2 separate regions of the Homo sapiens genome follow, and region 2 is linked to region 1. A link is an interaction called in ENCODE POLR2A ChIA-PET data of the cell type or tissue named here. Cell type or tissue: PC-9. All regions are shown on one strand. Links, peaks and the distances in the headings refer to the core of each region. The heading gives the core; the rest is flanking DNA.

Region 1 (11,520 bases), core at 3,649-8,648:
TAAGGCAATATATTTATTTATTTATTTATTTTTAAGGCAATATATTTATAAGGAACATATTATGGGGCTGGTTTTAACTCTTTAATTGATACTTTATTTTATTAATCATTTAAAGGAGACCTATATTTTATTTAAAACTATTTTTATAGATTGACATGTAACATTCTATACATGAGTCTAAATAAAATAATTATAAAAGTTAAGTGGAAAAAATTACTACCTCCTATCAACTATTTCATATTAATCTGTTTTGATTCCACAGAAAGATTTGCCATCTCCTTAGACTAGCAGCTGCTACAGTCATGTGTCTGCCACGTGTCCTTAGACTGTCTAATACCCAGAGCTAATAGAATAGATTATTTAGGAACAAAAACAAACAGAGGGGTCAGACAGAGAGCTATTTTTCCAATGAAAGAATTTATACATTTTGTAATACACAAACATGAAAAATATTGCATTCAGGGGTTGCAAATGAAAGAAAAATCTAGAGAAATGTAGAGAATAATGAAAACTATTTCCAAGGTCAAAACCATCAGATCTCTGCCAGACTCTTTTTTCACTTACATCAAAGTGAGACTGTGTGTTTGTGTGTGTGTGTGTGTATGTGTGTATATGCACTGTGAGGGAGACAGTCTTCTATTTGTGTATCTGCATGCACGTTTGTCAGTGTTTGTGTGTCTGTTGGGTCTTGAATGTAGAATACAGGAAGGGGATGATTGTGGTATAAAATGAAAAAGTCCATTTCTATTGGAGTCTATCTTCCATGTGTAAGAAAAAAGAAATATATTTTAATTACCCAAAACTCTGAACAATATGTGAATAATTGATGATTTAATGCCTATAGGTTTTTAATTTTTATGAAACTATTTTATTACAAAAGAAATACATGTTTACTATTTTGTTTCAAATAAATAATCCAACCACCCATTGATAATCACTTGATATGTACATTTCCATATATTTTTATGAATATATGATATATATCCTTCCAGATATTTTTGAAAAATGAATTTTTTTTTTTTACTTTTTTTTGAGATGGGCTCTCACTCTGATTGCCCAGGCTGGAATGCAGTGGTGCAATCTCGGCCCACTGCAGCCTCCACCTCCCAGGTTAAAGCAATTTTCCTGCCTCAGCCTCCCAAGTAGCTGCGACTACTGGCGTGTGGCACCAGGCCCAGCTAATTTCTGTATTTTTAGTGTAGACAAGGTTTCACCATTTTGGCCAGGCTGGTCTCGAACTCATGACCTCAAGGGATCCACCTGTCTCGGCCTCCAAAAGTGCTGGGATTACAGGCATAAACCACTGTGCCTGGCCCTAAATAAACCATTTTTTAAACAATGTAGCATGGAGTCAATAAATACTTTTTCATTCTATCCCTAATACATAGCACAGCATGGTAGACATTCAGAAAGTATCTGTTAAAGAAACAGAGAAATACTTTGTGATCATCTGTATAAGTTCTTTGCCATTTTCCCTAATTTCAAATGTTTTTGTACTCATTTATAAATTCCATATGAAGTGAGGATTTTAGCCCTTTGCTAAATATGTTCCAAATACTGTTTTCCCCTGCTTATACTTAAACTTTCCTTTACCAAAAGAACAGAAAATAATACTCAAACATATAGTTAGACTTAGTCAAATGAAAAATACTTCAGATTTAATGCAAATGGTACTTTATAGGAAATTTTAAAGAAATAAATGAAGTCAATGCAAACTATAGGAGTGAAGTGCTGCATGTTCCGCAGTAGAGTTTTTGCTCTCTTTCTTTTTTATTTTTGTTTTTTTGAAGCAGAGTCTTGCTCTATCACCCAGGCTGCAATGTAGTGGTGCAATCATTGCTCAGTGCAGCTTCAAACTCATGGGCTCAAGCAAACCTCCTTCCTAAACTTCCAGAGTAACTAGGACTATAGGTGTGTGCCACCATGCCCAGTTGATTTATAAAACTTTTTTTTTGTAGGGATGGGGTATTGCTATGTTGCCCAGGCTTGTCTGGAACTTCTGGTCTCTAGTGGTGGTCCTGCATTGGCCTCTGAAAGTGCTGGGATTACAGGTGTGAGCCACTGTGCCTGGCCTCTGACTATTTAAATAAAGATACAGGAATGACTCTTAGATGGTAATGTAGAATATATCTAAGAGCAGCAAATTTTTGAGTTAGACAAATTGGTTCTTATTTTATTTCTGCCCCTGGGCAGCTGAGTGGTAGAGTAAAGTCGCTTGATGCCTCTGAGCTTCTGTAAACTGGGGACACTCAGGCCTCTCTCCCAGAGTTGTGCCTGGAAGTGCTCTGCAAATGGTCTCTATGTGAATTCTATCCCTTGATGGATATTTCCAAATCAGATACGTATTTTTAAATATGAGGACAAACTACTTTTTGAGCCCCAGGATGTGCTGTGGTTCTCTACCAAAAATTTGAAGATAACATGAAAAATTGTGTGTGTGTGTGTGTGTGTTTTGGTTTTGCCATAATTTTTTTTTAACACCTGGGCTTTATGGTGTCATGTTTTACTCCTCTTAGTGAGAAGGCTTTTTGGTTTCTTCCCCTACTGACTCTGTTGACTGAAAGCAAGTACTATGTGCTCTTAAGTTTCCTCTTGAGAGAATTTTGGTATCATGAAATGGAAGTACTAGTACAGTTTAAAATGGAAAAGGCTACTGAACAATCCTTTAAGGATTTAAATATACTCCATTAACTTTTGTTCAGTAAAAGAATATCATCAAATTATGTAATCCGCTATTGTTGTTACTGTTTTTTTCTAGAACATTACTGAATTAGAAATGTAGCTTTATGATTGCTGTGTATTGCCATCAATCTGTAAAACATATGAAGTCTGTCAAGCTCTCAAATGTAACTGTTGTACAAAGTCTACATCTCATGGCAACTTTCACAAAGTGGTGTTTTCTCAGCATGCAAATATTTGTTCTGACACTGATCTTACTTATAGGGATTTTCTAACATTTTGTCTAAGCACAAAAGCTTTCACTATTTTCATGAAATAAATTATAGACCTGTTGGGGGGATCTAGTATATAAATGATTTTCTTGACAACTAGCTTAATATTATTTTCTTCCTAAACTGAGGATGCTTTCTCTTTGTCTAGCCAAGATCAGAATACTACAGATTTGGATTTAAGTGAGTGGGAATGAAGCTCAATACTAATATACTGTATGCTACCAGTATAGATGTTTTAGTTAAAATATTATTAAAACAATATGATAAAAAATATTTTTATTACAAAAAATGGTAGATTTTTTGTTAGAGCAACTATGGATTAGTTTATTTTCTCCTTACCAAAGGTTTACAAAGTCCTCTTGGAGAAGCAGATTCCTGTGGGAACCTGGTTAAATCTCCCAAGCTAGCAGTGTTTTTACTACAATAAGACAGTGATTAATTGTGTCCCACTGGGCACTGTCCTGATAAGGTAAGAGACTGAGCCTGCTTCCAAAGAATTATTGCAGTTGCCACAATTTTCTGCTTTATATCAAGAGGTTAAGTGACCTAGGAATTAGAATTCTAGAATTGTAGAATTTCAGAGTTATAAGGGACTTCAGAAATGATAACTCACATTTTACAGATAAAGTACTGTAAAATACATATGTGTTACTTGTTAATTAACTATTTTAAAAATCTTTGTGGCCTTTGCTATAATGTTTGAACATTAGGGAGTATCAGTAAACTACAAAATTTGTTTTTTCAAATTCTTGTGGTGTGGATTCTTCACCTCATCTAAGTAACTGAAGTGATAAAAAGGAAAATATTTTAAGAAATAAAGATGAAAATTATATGAATCCATATATGTGATAACATGGCTTAGAACTACACTCATACCACACACTAGTACATGTAAAACTGGTGAAATCCGAATCAAGTCAGTGGTTTATAGCAATGTCAAGTTCCTGGTTTTGATATTGTACTATAGTTATATAAGATGTAGTTATTGGGGCCGGGCACAGTGCCTCATGCCTGTAATCCCAGCACTTTGGGAGGCCGAGGTGGGCAGATCGCTGAGGCCAGGAGTTTGAGACCAGCCTGGCCAACATGGCAAAATCCCATCTCTAAAAAAAATTTTTGGCCAGGCGCGGTGGCTCAAGTCTGTAATCCCAGCGCTTTGGGAGGCTGAGGCGGGCATATCACGAGGTCAGGAGATCAAGACCAGCCTGACCGACGTGGTGAAACCCTGTCTCTATGAAAAATATAAAAATTAGCCAGCCATGGTGGCGCGTGCCTGTAATCCCAGCTACTCTGGAGGCTGAGGCAGGAGAATCGCTTGAACCTGGGAGGTGGAGGTTGCAATGAGCTGAGATTGCATCACTGCACTCCAGTCTGGGTGATGGAGTGAGACTCCATCTAAACAAAAAAAAAAATTTTTTTTAAATGTAGTTATTGGGGGAAACTGCATGAAGGGCAAATGGGCACCCACTACTATCTAAAATAAAAATTTTAAAATATAGATAGCTACTATGAAATTGCTTTATTGACATGATTAAATATTATAAACTATAGGTGGTTAGAATTTAATATAAAAATAATTACAACATGAGACACTGCTTTAGCTTTCACCCCTTTGATCATTCCTCATGACTCCCTGTTAATATTTTCATAAGTTTTTTCTTCTTGACGCTCTTCATAGAAAACTAATTAATATCCATGGTTTCAGGGGCTAGCTCTATGTTGGAGTCCCCAGATCTTTCTGTCTGGCCCAGATGTCCCATTCAAACTCCAACTCGTTACTAGATTGCTCTTGCTAGATCTTTGCATGGTGTCTGACACAAAGTAGGCTTTCAAGAAATATTAGATGAATGAATGAATAACTTTTCAAATAACTATAAGATATTTGTACTTGAAACTCTCAGAGTCTTCTAAATTCAAAATATAGCAAAACAAAACCAGTATTTCTTCCCACTATGCTCACCCACCAAACTTGCTCACTCTGGCAATTTCCGTATTTCTCCCATTTCTACTATTTTCCAATCCAACTAAGCCTTTAAAATGTAAGCTGCCTTGGACTCTTCCTTCACTTTTATTTACCATATATGTCTAAGCAGTTATCTCTTATGTCCATTTTCCTCTCAAATATCCTTTATATTTGTCCCTTCTATTTCATTTCTATGGCTACTGTGTTAGCATTTTTTGTTGATATTGCTAAATGTTTCTCATTTTTCTCCCTGTTCTTAGTCTTGATTCCTCTTCAGTCTATTTTGTGCACTAGTTCCTGGTAAATGTTTCCCATTGGCCAGGTCACCACACTAAGAGCATGATCATAATTCTTGATGCTACCTATGGAGTGCTGATTGTATACCAGGCACTGTGATACTTACTGTACATATATTATCTCATTTACTCTTTATGATAGCCCTGTAAAGTAGGCATGATTTATCCCCATTTTATAGATGAGAAAACCGACGGTCCAAGAGATTTACAAATGTGCCACATTATTTAAGTAGCAGAGCCAGGATATGAACTCAGGTTAGCCTGGTTACAATCATTATGAAACACCATTCTCCTAAATATAAATACATTTTGTTCCTTCATTAAAATATACCCAGCAGAACCTCAACCTGGCAAAAATAGAAGCTCAATGAATCGCAGCATTGAAAGCACTTTATTAAATGAGTTGAACTGAGCAGGGTGCATGCTGAAAGCTCCCACTGACCTTCAAGCCTGCGCCTTCCATTTGTTCCAGCTCATAGTGCTCCACTCCCACCCCTTTCAAATCTCAGGGAGATTTTATAGTTATGTTGTTGCATTCAGGTAGTAAATGAATAGTCTTTTTTTTAGTAATTGAGTTGAGTTTGCTGTAATAAATAAATAAATAATGATAATTTTGTTGTTGCTCTCAGGTAATAAGTAGTAGTCTTTTTATTTTTGTAATTGAGTCCAGTTCGATGTAATAAACCAAATGTTAATCTCATTTCATTTAAAACTTCTTCCCATTCCCCGTTGAGTTTTGCTCCAGGCTTGGAAGTCTACAGTGGAAGAGTGAGGGAACTTTGGTCAGCTGCTTTTCCTCTCCTCAGCTCTCCTCCCTCATCGGTTTCTGCTTTTGGCCTCTTCAAAGCTGCAAGAGGGAAGGAGAAAAGGTAAGATAGGAAAAGCTCTTACTTAACTGCATGGTTATGACTGACATTGGTGCCCTTAGGAGTGGCAAATAACCCGAGGTTATTTGTCTCTTGGAAGCCTTCCGGGAACCTTCTACTGCATTTCTGGCCAGATAACAATCTAGTCCCTGAGCGTCTAGGAGTCTGCCTGACACTGCCCCTTCAGATGGAGCCTGCTGTGAGAATTTCAGACTGGCTCCCTTCACAGATGCTTGCATCAAGTCCACAGCTTGCTGTGAACTTAGCCTTCCCTCTCTTTAGTCTAGACCATAACATGCTCATTTCATTCCAGCCCCACTGTCTGCTTATTTTCCTCTCCCACGTTTCCTCCTCTCTGCCAATCTCAATGTAATTCCCATCTGATCGCAGTGCACACCTTTTTCCATGAAGCAATGCCTTATTTATTCCTTCCCACAGTGATTTTCCCAAATGAAAGTCCCAAGCACTCTATTATGTACCAAAAGAAAAAAGAAGAAATCAGTTTTACTTAAGAAGCTTGAGTACATATGTTAAATATTGACCCCAGGGTACACATCATTTTTAACATTCCATGTAATTAAATATGAAGTAGTAGGCATAGGCACTTCTGCTGCTTACTGAAACACATGATTGCCTCAAGGAAATGTACTTGTGTAATTGAGCTGTGAGCTGCTTTTTTTTTTTTCATGGAATGTCATTTTCATGGAATGTCATTTCATGGAATGTCATTTTCACTTGAAAGAATGACTGACAAAAACACCCAACTATGGTTATAGGGAGCTGGGTATTTGGCAGGTATTTTCTCGAATGTAAAAGAAGCGAGTCTGTCATTTCAAGGAAAACAATTGACAGTGTTTATTGCCAATGATAAATGTGAGCTTTAAAGCAAAAATTAGAACTCGGGAAAACTTGCATCCACAATGATGAGCTTGACAATTTGTGGTGGTTTTGTAGCTGTGGCTACACATTCTTCAATACAGCGCCCTACAAGAGACGGAGGTTACCTTCCCTCCCCTTGATTGTGGAGTTGATTGTCTCTAGTGATGAGCTATCATACTGAGATTAGTTATAAAATGACTGTGGCTCCCATCTTGAGCAGACTATCTTGTTCTCTCTCTGTCTCTCTCTCTCTGTGTGTCTCTCCTTGCCACCCCTGTTTCTTTTGAACTGCTCACCATGGGACAATCCGCCAGGTTGTGAGGTGGCCCTGAGAGAGGGAAGCCAGCTGAGGACATACTGAAGCAGTCTATGGAGAGGCCACATGGTAAGGAACTGAGGGTTCCCAGCAACCACGGGAGTGAACTTGGGAGTAGATCTTCTGAAGCAGCCAAAAGGCACACGAGTGAGCTTGGAATTGGACCATCTCTCAGTTGAGTCCTAAGAAGACCATAGCCCAGCCAACAGTTTGACTGCAACCTCTTGAATGATTTCAAGCCAGAACCACCTAGCTAAGCCACTCTTAAATTCCTTACCCAAAGAAACTGTGAGATAACAAAAGTTTATTGTTTTAAGTTGCTGAGTTGGGGTAATTTGCTATGCAAAGATATTGAGAGAACCAATATTATTCAAATAATCAATGCATGATGTTATAAAATTATGCATTAGTAAATGAGCCAAAGTGGAGGATAGATTTATAAATTTTAATGTAACAGAACATAAAAAGTTCACTGATATGGTATTTAGGTTGCACCTAATCTTTAAGAAATTACCGTTTTGTTTTGTTTTGTTTCACTTGGAGACAGGGTCTTGCTCTGTCCCCTGGCTTGGAGTGCAGTGGTGCAATCCTAGCTCTTAGTTCACTGCAACTTTGGACTCCTAGACTCAGTGCTGCTCCCATCTCAGCCACCTGCACACCAGATTAATTCTTTTAATTTGTTGTAAAGACTGGGTCTTGCTATGTTGCTCAGGGTGGTCTCGAACTCCTGACCCCAAGCAGTCCTCTTGCCTCGAGCTCCCAAAGTGCTGGGATTAGAGGCATGAGCCACCGTGCCAAGGCATCATTTGTTGAGTGCTGCTGTAGGATCAAAGAGTAATGCCCACTGTTATCTGGAAAAACTATTACAATACTCCTTTCTTTTACAATTACATATCTGTGTGAAGCAGGATTTTCTTTATGTATTTCACCCAAAACAATGTACTTCAACAGCTTAAATTCAGAAGCAGATATAGAAAACAAATGTTTTCTATGGTACTAGACATTGAAGAGATTTGCAAAAATGCAAACAGTACCACTCAGCTTACTACATTTTTTATTTTAGAAAATAGTTATTTTTCATAGAAAATGTTATTGTTAGTTTTAAATGAATTGTATTAGTTTTATTTTACTATGTAAAAATTACCACAAGATTTAGCAGCTTAAAACAGTTGATATTTATTATCTTATTGTTTCTGTGGGTCAGGAGTCCAGGTGCAGCTTAGTTGGGTATCTCTGGCTCAGGGTCTCTCACAAAGCTATAATTAAGTGTCAGTGGGGTGACAGTCATCTTAAGGCTTCACTGGGTGAGGATCTGTTTTTAAGCTCACTATATGGCTATTGACAGGACCCAGGTCTTCATTGCTGTTGGCCAGAGACATTGGTTCCTTGCCACATGGATCTTTCCATAGGACAGCTCTCAACATGGTAGCTGGTTTTCCTTAGAGAGAGATGGGGATTCAGAGAGAGAAAGAGCGAGCAAGACAGAAGCCACAGCCTTTTTGTAACCTAATATCTGAAGTAACATTCCATCATTTCTGCTGTATTCAAGGGAATTAATAAGTCCAGGCCACACTCAAGGGAAGTGGATTACACCAGGGCATGAAGACCAGGAGGCAGGGATCACTGGGCTATCTAAGAAGCTGCATATCATATGATTTAACAAATATTTCATATATTTCTCAGTGTTTGTTTCTAATAAGATAATTATAAATAGATATAACTCACATAAACAGAAGCTATTAGGGAGTTCTCAACAATATATAAGAGTGTAAATGTGTTTGTTTGTTTGTTTGTTTTTGAGTCAGGGTCTCACTCTATCGCCCAGGCTGGAGTGCAGTGGCGCAATCTCAGCTCACTGCAACCTCCACCTCCTGGGTCCAAGCGATTCTCCTGCCTCAACCTCCCAAGTAGCTGGGAGTGCAGGTGCGTGCCACCACGCCCAGCTAACTTTTGTATTTGTAGTAGAGATAGGGGTTCACCATGTTGGCCAGGCTGGTCTCAAACTCCCGACCTCAAGTGATCTGCCTGCCTCAGCCTCCCAAAGTGCTGGGATTACAGGCGTGAGCCACTGAGCCTGGCCAAACGTGTTTTTAAGACTAAAAAGTTTGAGAACTACTGCTCTAGAAATACAAATATTGACTTGACATGGTAAAGCTGCAGGACATTATTCAGGAGTTGATAATATGTGCCTTACTTTTATTATTATTCATAACCATAAACTCTTACCTACAAAATAGTATTTATAATAGCACTATGAGATACAGAAATTCATATTGAAATATAGTAGCCTTTGTCACATGCATGTATACAGTAGATGTGGTATAAAGACTTCATACTGTATGTACTGTATATTTTTTAACATCTGGAAACACATCACTTAAATTTTTTTAAATGATGCCTATTCCATATATTAAATACTTAGATTAGTAGCTTTCAATAATTAGTGATTTTATTATATTATGATTTTGTTGGATTGGTGTGTTATGTAGCTTCCTCTGGTGCCATCGCTGGACTAAATCTAGAGTTGTCTTGGACAAATAAGAATTATCCTGCCCTCCCTGGTAGAAAGGGGAGGGCAGAGAGCTGTTCTTGTGTCTGTTTCTTTTTAATTGACTTCAGTTCAAAATAATTCTTATGTCAAAGTGGCATATTTTGAAGTGGCATATTCTTCAATCCTTCACATGTAAGAATTATTTTTGTACAAAGTAATTGAGAAATCTCTAAGATGATTGGTTCATATTGGCTGAAAATAAATTTGGTTTCATGGAAAATTTAAATAAATTCACACATAGTGAATTATGTCATGTCTGGGCTCCCTCCTGAAGAGGTATCATCATCAACTTGCTGGCAATGTTGGGTTTAAAAGAAAGGGTGGGATGCATCCTTTAGCATTTTTATTTTTAGCACTGTTGAATGAACATGATACTTTTCTTTTTTATAGTTATGTAGATTTACATAAAATGACCAGTTTTCTTTTTCCTTATGTTTCAACATTGTTGGTTTGACCAAGGAAATTTGCTTAAGTAGCTAGGTAATTAAGTAATATACTCTATGACCATAGCTGAAGGGATTAAAATACAAAATCTGTACTTTTAAGTCATGCTCTGCAGAGGTTACCATCTAAGTAGATAAATCTAAGACTTCTAACTAAAGATCATAACAATATATGAAGCTTATATGTACTTACATATATATACTTAAAATGTATGTAATACTTATTTATTTGCCTTTTTTTTGAGACTAGGTCTTGCTCTCTTTCCCAGGCTGGAGTGTAGTGGTGTGAGCATGGGTCACTGCAGCCTTGACCTCCTGGGCTCAAGTGTTCCTCCCACCTCAGCCTCCAGAGTAGCTAGGACTACAGGTGTGTGACGCTATACCAGGCTACTTTTTTATGTTTTGAAGAGATGGGGTCTCGCTGTGTTACCCAGGCTGGTCTCAGAATCCTGGGCTCAAGCAATCCTCCTGCCTTGGCCTCCCAAAGTTCTGGAATTTACAGGTGTGAACCACCTGGTCTGGACTTTGCTTTTCTTGAAATGCTTCAATTATAGTTTGCCTATTTCCAACATGGAAGATTCTATCAGGAGATACTCAGCTAGACAGTGATGACTACAGATTGTTAAGATCCAAAAAAGAGAAAGATGTCAATTTAAAATATATTTATAACAAAAAATTTTCTAAGGCGAAAATAAGACCTATTTTTTAATCAGGGGAATATTTAATATTATATATAGTTAACTTTTTCAAGTGTTGCAGAATGCAGGTATCAAACATTCATCTCAAAATGTGAGCAAGTTACTAATGAAAGAAATGGTTTTTCAAGGTTTTCTTTGTAGTTTTACAACATATGTGTGTACTTCTAACATATTGTTTAGTTTTAAATGTTTTTGAGCTTCATATAAATAAAATCTTGTGCCTTTTTTCTGTACCTTGCTTTTTCTCATTCAAAATTATTACATCCCTGAAATTTATTCATTATGTTGCATATAATTATAATTCATTCATTTTTATTGCTGTACAGCAGCTATTATGGATATATTATGCTTTATTTATTAATTCTACAGTTGATGAATATTTGGGTTGCTTACAATTTCTTAATATTTCAATTGTAGCAGTGAACATTCTCATATCTAGGTCTCCTGGTGCTGGTGGGGATATTTCTAGGTTTGGAAGCAGTGATCACAGCTATGGGAATCTTCAGTTGTACTTGATGATACTAATTGTTTTTTAAAGTAAGCATGCCAGTTTACAT
Region 2 (8,280 bases), core at 3,265-8,264, 75 kb before region 1:
GAGTGGCCAGGGCTCTCTACTTCCACCACCTTAGAAAACCACGAATACACACTGCCAGCCTTCAGTTCAGCCTGGATCACTTCAACAGATTATTACCGAGAATCAGCATGTGCCAATCATTGCATTTGGAATTGAAGACACAAAGAGGAGGAAGACAAAGCTACCTCTGCTTTGGAGCAGTTTTTACTTTCGTAGAAGACACCACAGCCAGTGTGAGTGACAAAGCTGTCGCATTCCAGGAAGTAACTCTCCAACCAAACCAAGCCACTCAGCCCTGCCCAAGAGTTTACCCACACATCTCTAAAATCTCATACTCATCAGGGATATATAGTCTTCTCTAAAGCATTTACAATTATTGGGTTCTTCATCCCTTTTAAATCCAAGCACAACATCTCCTGTCTCAGGAAAGAAGAAAAGAGTTACATCTAAGCCCAGTGGCTTTTTCCAAAGCCAATAATCACTCAGGATCTATAGGCAACACCTGGCACTGCCAGCTCTGAGCCTACTGCTCGGCACTGCCATTTGCACAGCCACACCTACCTGAGGAGCAGGGAAGTAACTTGGGAAGCCCTCCCACCCAGTCAACACTCACCTCCTGGCAGGCACACTCCCCTCCTCGCCTCACTGGGACAGTGTCCCTCCACCGGGAAGGACCAGTTTCCATAATTAAAGCAAGCTGGCTGTATTTGTATACAGCAGTTAATAAAGAATACAAACAGGTCATGCCATTTGACTTGTAATTGTAAGGTTTTAAAATGTTAAAGATAAATAGGGCACTATATTTTTAAAAATTAGAAGCATGACTTAAATAAACTGGATGATCTATCACTTGGGTTAAGCACAGGGATTTAAGATCTACCAAAAAATACCAAGTAGATAGTTGATGGGGGTAGAATTTGATAAGTAACCTTGAAATTTTAACAGAAATTGTTGATAATGTGGTTATAACAGAGTTGCAAAACCCAGCAACAAAACACTCAGTACAGTTAGCTCTCCGAATCCATGGGTTCCACATCCACAGATCGAACCAACAGAGAGTGGAAAATATTCAGAAAAAAAAAAAAACCCTGCAACTGTATTGAACATATACAAAGTTTTTAAAAAATTGTCATTATTCCCTAAACAATACAGTATAACAACTATTTATATAACATTTACATTGTATTAGGTATTGTAAGTAATCTAGAGATGATTTTCAGTATGCAGGAGGATACTCATAGGTTACATGCAAATACTAAGCCATTTAATATCACGAACTTGAGCGTAGCGGATCTGGGTATCTGCAGGAGGTCCTTGGAACCAATCTCCTATGGACATTAAGGAACAACTGTACTTTTTTTTTTTTTTGAGATAGAGTCTTGCTTTGTCGTCCAGGCTGGAGTACGGTAGCACAGTCTCACTCACCACAACCTCCGCCTCCCAGGTTCAAATGATTCTCGTGCCTCAGCCTCCCGAGTAGCTGAGATTAGAGGCATGCGCTACCATGCCTGGCTAACTTTTTTGGTATTTTTACTAGGGACAGGGTTTTGCTGTGTTGGCCAGGCTGGTCTTGAACTCCTGGCTTCACGTGATGCTCCCACCTCAGCCTCTCAAAGTGCCGGCATTACAGGCGTGAGCCACTGCACCCAGCCAACTGTACCTTAAAGCATTTTTAAGCCTATTTCAAGGTTGGAATTTAGTTTGGAAAACCATTACGCTTCCTGTTAAGAAAACATCAACTTCAGTTTTTCACCTCTTTAAACTACTGTTTTGATGTTATAAATTGTTCTGTTGTGAAACTGTAATACAATACCTTAGTATGGTTAGATCTTTCAACACTGTATATAAAAATATGCTGAAGGAACATAATGCGGTTTATGGTTTACGTACTAACTGGCAATAGGATACAGGTAAAGAAATTACTTAAGGAAATGGAAGATAGCATTTTCTAGTTAAAAGATAATCATGTTCCTTGAAACTGTCAAGGCCAAACTATCTTTTCTTTGTAGTATTCATTTGATGTTACAATTTTAAGAATTTTTTTCTAAGGAAAAGAACTACAAGAGTGAAACAAAAATGAAAAGCCCAAGTTTTCTAGTCACTTTACATAGATTATCAAGAATCTTTGACTGTTTACTAAAATAAAATACATTTGTCACACTTTCTTCATACTATTTTCCAGGTTTCAAAAGTGAAATTTTTAGAACTGTTTTTGGTTTCATTCCTAAAAAAGGATACCTACCTAGCTCAAGAGAGATCCAAAATATGTACTAGCTAAGTAAACCAGAAGGGAATGTAATTTTCTAAAGAACTCTTCATGTGACAGACTCATATCAAAAGGACATCCGTACCTCTCTAAATATTTACCAAGACTGACTTTAGAACTGCTATAGTAATTTTTTTTTACACGCCAAAACAACAAATTGGGAGTGGTAGAGAAAATATATATATTTGAGGATCACCTATTACAGGGGATGGTATCCCATTTTCTATCCTAGGCTAATTCCAGCCAGTTTTGGGGGAAGGCCTGGGACACTTTAAAGGAAAGATTGACTGCGAACGTGGGTTCAGCAGGAAAAAGTACAGCGATCCACCAGTACTAGCTGCCACTGCAGGTGAAGAGGAGTGGAGTCTGCAGGTGAAGCCTCTGCTAGTCCTTTGTATGCACTATCTCAACCCCCGTGACCACATCACAAAGTCGGAATTAGTATCCCTATTTTATAGGCAAAAAACCAAAAGAACCAGAAATGTAAAGTAACATAGCCAAACCTACATAGTAAGTATGCATCCAAGCAAAGATCTTAACCAGGCCTTTCTGACCCATGGCACTACCACCTCATCAAGGTGCCTCAGTATATCAGTTCTGGTCTAAATTGTTCCATAGATTCCATTCTCATTTAGTTTTCCTTAAACCGCTCATGAGGTTAATATTCACGCTCAAAACTGGAGTAAAGAAGCCAAAGACTTATTACATGTCACTTCAAATTTATTATTATTGCGTGAAATAATTACAAAATATAATTATAAAATAAATTACATTTTTTAAATTTATTTTTTTATTTTTTATTTTTATTTTTCTTTGAGACAGAGTCTCACTCTGTCTTCCGGCTAGAGTAAAGTGGTATGATCTTAGCTCACAGCTTCCTCTGCTTCCTGGGTTCAAGTGATTCTTGTGCCTCAGCCTTCCGAGTAGCTGGGATTATAGGCGTCTGCCACCTTGCCTGGCTGATTTTTGTATTTTTAATAGGGATGGGGTTTCACCATGTTGGCCAGGCTGGTCTGGAACTCCCGACCTCAGGTGATCCACCCAACTTGGCCTCCAAAAGTGCTGGGATTACAGCCATGAGTCACCATGCCCAGCCAAAACATTACATTTAGATAGATAATCATCTAATTTTTAAATTATTATTCCAATTACTTCCCATAAATTTGTATTGATAATATCAAAGTTACATTCCAATGTGAATTATTTCACAACTATGAATCTTTTGAAGTGTGTATTTTGCATCATAAATATTTTAAGTGTATAGAAAAAAATTGTAAGTTTATCTTAAGACTTCACTGTAACTTAAAAAAAGTTTATAATTAAGATTTGAGACTGATTACTGATCCTTACTTTGAGGGTCTGTCTTAAGTTTGACATAAATTTAAAATATAAAAATATTTTCCTTCCCAATTTTTTTTTTGGTTTGGTGTAAAACATTTAAATTACACATCAATGACAAGGTGAGAAGTACTTTCACACTTCCAATTGCTATTCCCATTTACAGCCCCCAAAATTAGACATTCATTTTTCAGAGTGACATTAAAATTTAGCTGTCTGTTAATAATTTAGCTACAATTCAAAACCATAGAGCCCAAAGGCTGTCACACTGAGAGGCATTAACATGATCTAAAAAGCAAACCTTCATGCCTGGCACAGGTTGAGTAGCCCTTATCTGAAATGCTTGGGACCAGAAATGTTTCAACATTTCCATTTTTTTTAGATTTTGGAATATTTGAGAGAAAGAGAGAGATATGTATATACATATATTATTAAGAATGTTTAATAGTATATATATGTGTATATATATATATATACACATATATATATACACACACATTCTTAATAGTTTAGGATCTCTAATCTCCTTAATAGTTTAGCAACTCTAATCCAAAAATCCAAAATCCAAAATGCTCCAATAAGCATTTTCTTTGAGCACCACATCAGCACTCAAAAAATCGTGGATTTTAGGGCATTTTGGATTTTGGGTTTTTAGATTAAGGGTACTTAACCTTTATAAGTTTTCAGATAATGACAAGAATGTAAAATAGGATACATGAGAGAATGCAATTTGACTTTAAATAGAGCCACAGTTATGATTGTGCCATTCTGAAATCAATCTAATTTTTCTAGGTGCACTAACCAGGTGTTTTAAGCACTCTCACACTCGCCTTTGAGTTAAAGTGCAAATCTCTGCTCTACCATCATGTGGCAAGTAGGGCTGTGAATACCAATACCAAAATACAACACTGTTTCAAGACTTGAGATTTACATATATAATCTCTAGCAGAGTTGCTGCCAGAGTCAATGCTATCATATATATATATATGTAATACAAATGTCTCAATACTAAAAGATTCAATGGATCAGAAGAGATTTGGATTTTGATTTTCACAGTCTGAACTTCTTGATTCTAGACTAGAACATTAAAAACATACAGTTGTATCAAATTTGCAAGAAAAATTAAGATATAAGCATACTTAATGCTGACAAGGATTTGTTTGTATGAAAACAAGCACTTTCATACACTGCCAATGGGAATGTAAATTAGTACAATGTTTCTGGACATATACAATTTCATAGCATTTATGATGTCTTACAGATGTTCCTATTCTTTGACAAGGAATCTATTCCAAGGACATAATGCTAATTTCAGAGTGAGATATTTACATTAAATCTTCAATGCAGCTGTTATTTCTAATAATGAAAATAAAGGAGATACCTAAATTTACACCTACAGTAAGAAAATAGGATATAGCCATATAATGACATTAAAAATGTTAACAAGGGGATTCTAATCCAGTGTAAAGTGCTTAAGACATAAGTTTAAAAATAAAAGACACACAATTGAGTAGACAGTATCTATTTTCCCAACCCCTTTTTCTAAGCAGAGGAAAACTGACTTGAGGGAAATTATGCCAAAATCAAACTGTGATTGTTATTAGGGCATAGGATTATGGGTGATTTTTATTTTTTATTTTTTGCATCTTTATATATTATCTGACTGTCCTACAATGAGCACTTACAACATTTTTCTAATCATCATGCCCATTTCATTTTCTAAAAAAAATGTTCATAATATGGAATATATCTTTCCTGACCTTTTTAATTCACTTATGAACAAAACAGACATTTTCTATAAGTGTGATCATTCTGTGCACACTTGGTTAAAACAATTGTATATGACTTTCATAATCAGAAAAAATTAAAGTTTCTTCATGAAATTCAACTATTTGCTATTCAAGGAGATGAAGTAGATTGGTGATTTGCTGAGTCATCTGCTTATTTCCTCACTCAGAATGCCTCTGGTTTTTCTACTTCTCCCTATACATTTTGGAAGAATTCCAAAGGTACATCAGAGAAATGGCCCTGGTAAGCTGAGCCTGCTTCCAGAGTGACCACAGTGAGGCAAATTCAAACACGCTCCATTTCATTCAGTGGGCTGGTGGTCACATATTTTAGCCATGAAAGGAACAAGAATTCACTCAACTTCTAACTCAAAATTTCTTCTTAGTTTTCTCACTGCTACCCTGCAAGTAGTGCAAGAAGAATCAAAGAGGGATGGCTATTAGTTACATAACTCTTAACACTAAAAAGAACCTCTTGTTATCTGTGTGGTTCGTCACCCTCTTCACTTCACAAATGAGACTTGAAGACAAGAAATGTCAGGTGACTTGCCCACAGACACACTGGTCAAGACGCAAAGCCAAGGCTGGAACTGGGGCCCATCCTGAGGAAATGACACTGCTGCTGCTGCCTACAGCTCCCCTCCCCAACTCTCAGGAGCTGGTGTGCCTTGCCTATAGCTGGCCTTAGAGAAGCTGCTCCCAGATCCTGCCTCCACCATTCCTGCTGTTCCTTGCTTCTGACTCCTAAGAAGACTTGGTTTTAGAGCTAGGGAAGCAATGAAGAGCACCACAGCAGTTGCTGCACATCATCAGCACAGACATCCAGCCAGCCCTTCCTGACCCCAGCCCTGCATAAAGGGTGAAAGGGGAGCAGGTGCCTACAGTAGGTAGAATCATGGAAGAAAAGCACGCCATTAGGAGGAGCAAGGATTCACCACATCACTGCTTATCTCTCTTTTTTAATATGACATATATTTTCATGTGCTACATATTCCCTTCGAAAATCTTTTCAGTGAGTTATGCTAACATAATGTTTGATACCAATGCCTCCTATGCAAATTATAAGCAAATTTGGTAGCTATTTTATAACACAGCAAAAGAGAAAAGGTGGGGATGGGAGACAACCCCTAATTCATTAATGTATGATGGGGCCAGGCATTCATATTCAATTTACTTGAAAAAGATTGCTCTCAAACTATGCTGCAAAATGAACATCGCTGGCAAAGAGATGGACCCTCTTTCATTTCACAAGTTTATTACAAGGCAAAGTCTTCTTCAAGCACATTTATGCTTCAGTGGTGGATTCCCAAGTTTAGGATGATTAATCTTACTACCAATAGCCATTTATTAAAGGCAAGTCACAGTTCTAGGGACTGTAGGAGACACAGCAATGTAACAACATAGATCCTTTATTAGTGGAAATTTTAAGTTTCCTCCTGCGACCAGGAATTATGCCTTCCTTCTCACAGTTAAACTTCTAAAGCACACACACAAAGAATGAGATTAGTCATTTAGAGAATAACCCAAAATTCCAGAGTCTTAGGGGATGACTGAGGGGTTTGGGAACATCCGAAACTCCAATCAAGAGGACCTAGGTTAAAAAAAAAGAGCAGACAAAGGTCTAAAACATACTCATGACCTAGGAAGTAAATACCTAATCGAGTATGCTGTACCTAATTTGTATCAAATACTGTGCAAATGTTAAGAGACTGGTCAGCCCTGGCCATGGAACCAGTAGCTAGAACATCCAGGAAGATCAGAGATGCTTGGTCTGGTTAATACAACACTATGTTATAGGACGGAAGACATCTACCAGAACTCACCAGGCCCTGGATCAAACACCACTAGACACTACTCTCATATGTTCACCATATAACCTTCAGATTACCAATTCTTTTTCTGGTTATGAAAAGCAGTGCCCTAGGTTGTTATAATGGTCACTGGAATGGTTTGCCCCCACCTTATCTCCATCTTGCAGAGTCTGCTCAGTGTGAGTCCAATCAACCCTAAATCACAGGTGACCCCAGTGCCAGGAAGTCATCTGGAAGACAGCATTCAGCCATCTCCAGCGGCATCATTCTCCTTCTTTCAGAATGCAGAAACTGATTCGATCTCCATAAACTAGACTTTTTTTTTAAAAGCTAATTTTAGAAAGGTGGAAATATTTTTTAATTTACCAATCATATTTCTTCTTAACAATGGATGTAGTCTTTTCTGTTGAAATGAGAAGCTTCTTAGATGATTGTACAAAATTATCTATTCCTGTGTTTCTCTGGTATGGATAGAGCGTACCAAACACTTTTAGTAAATGTCTTCATCAACAGACAGTTTTCTCCTAGAAGCTAATGAGAGAATTCTGTAATCACCAGGAGCTTTATCCCTGACTAGGCGTGTCCTACCTATAATGAGTAATTTATGAAAGTTGTCTTTAGATAGACACTTTGGATCTTTATTTAGGCAACAAATAAATCAAGGTGTGATCATATAAGGGGCTTAGAGCCAGTTATAGGTCTCTCTAAAATGACGAAAGCATGATATAAAGTCTGTGTCCTCTTGTTAGCTTTTTTCCCAGTTGTTTTTCTGTATCTCAAGGTCACTCTTGCTGCCCTACTTTCAGCGTCCCAGGCTCACACTGCACACAGGGCTGGCCGTGGCTTGTCGGAAGGTACATTGGAAAGTTTCCATTTCCCTGTCTTGGCAGATGACCAAAGTTAAAAGTAATGTGCATCTTTCTGAGGAAATATTTTTAAAAGTAAATGACTATTGTTCGCTGCTACACAATTCTACTATTAAATTAGATTATATCTTCCTTTTAGTAATTGCCCATCTAAAGTTCTACTCAGATTTTCACTGGAAAACAGCTCCTTCGATCTTTCTTGCCTAACTGAAGGTATCTGACAATTCATTCTT

What was found. ChIA-PET counts read pairs that join two places held together with the same protein. Peaks named below come from ENCODE experiments on the same cell type or tissue, not always from the same donor. Only the 100,000 strongest peaks of a DNase experiment are listed, where the experiment ranks them.
Region 2: POLR2A ChIA-PET joins it to region 1 with 8 read pairs; 1 of 35 experiments calls an interaction of 5 or more read pairs at or near these places.

Annotation. Positions count from the first base shown.
Region 1 is chr5:95,693,147-95,704,666 of GRCh38, reverse strand. It overlaps a transcript of SPATA9 not described here. Among named protein-coding and RNA genes, the nearest start is that of SPATA9, 16 kb to the right of the region's middle. In PC-9, for the core only: no CTCF peak of the experiment used is centred there; a DNase peak (open chromatin) is centred at 6,196.
Region 2 is chr5:95,771,186-95,779,465 of GRCh38, reverse strand. The region is part of intron 8 of RHOBTB3 (Rho related BTB domain containing 3); the gene reads right to left. Among named protein-coding and RNA genes, the nearest start is that of RHOBTB3, 44 kb to the right of the region's middle. In PC-9, for the core only: no CTCF peak of the experiment used is centred there; a DNase peak (open chromatin) is centred at 5,575; H3K27ac peaks cover 1,898 bases.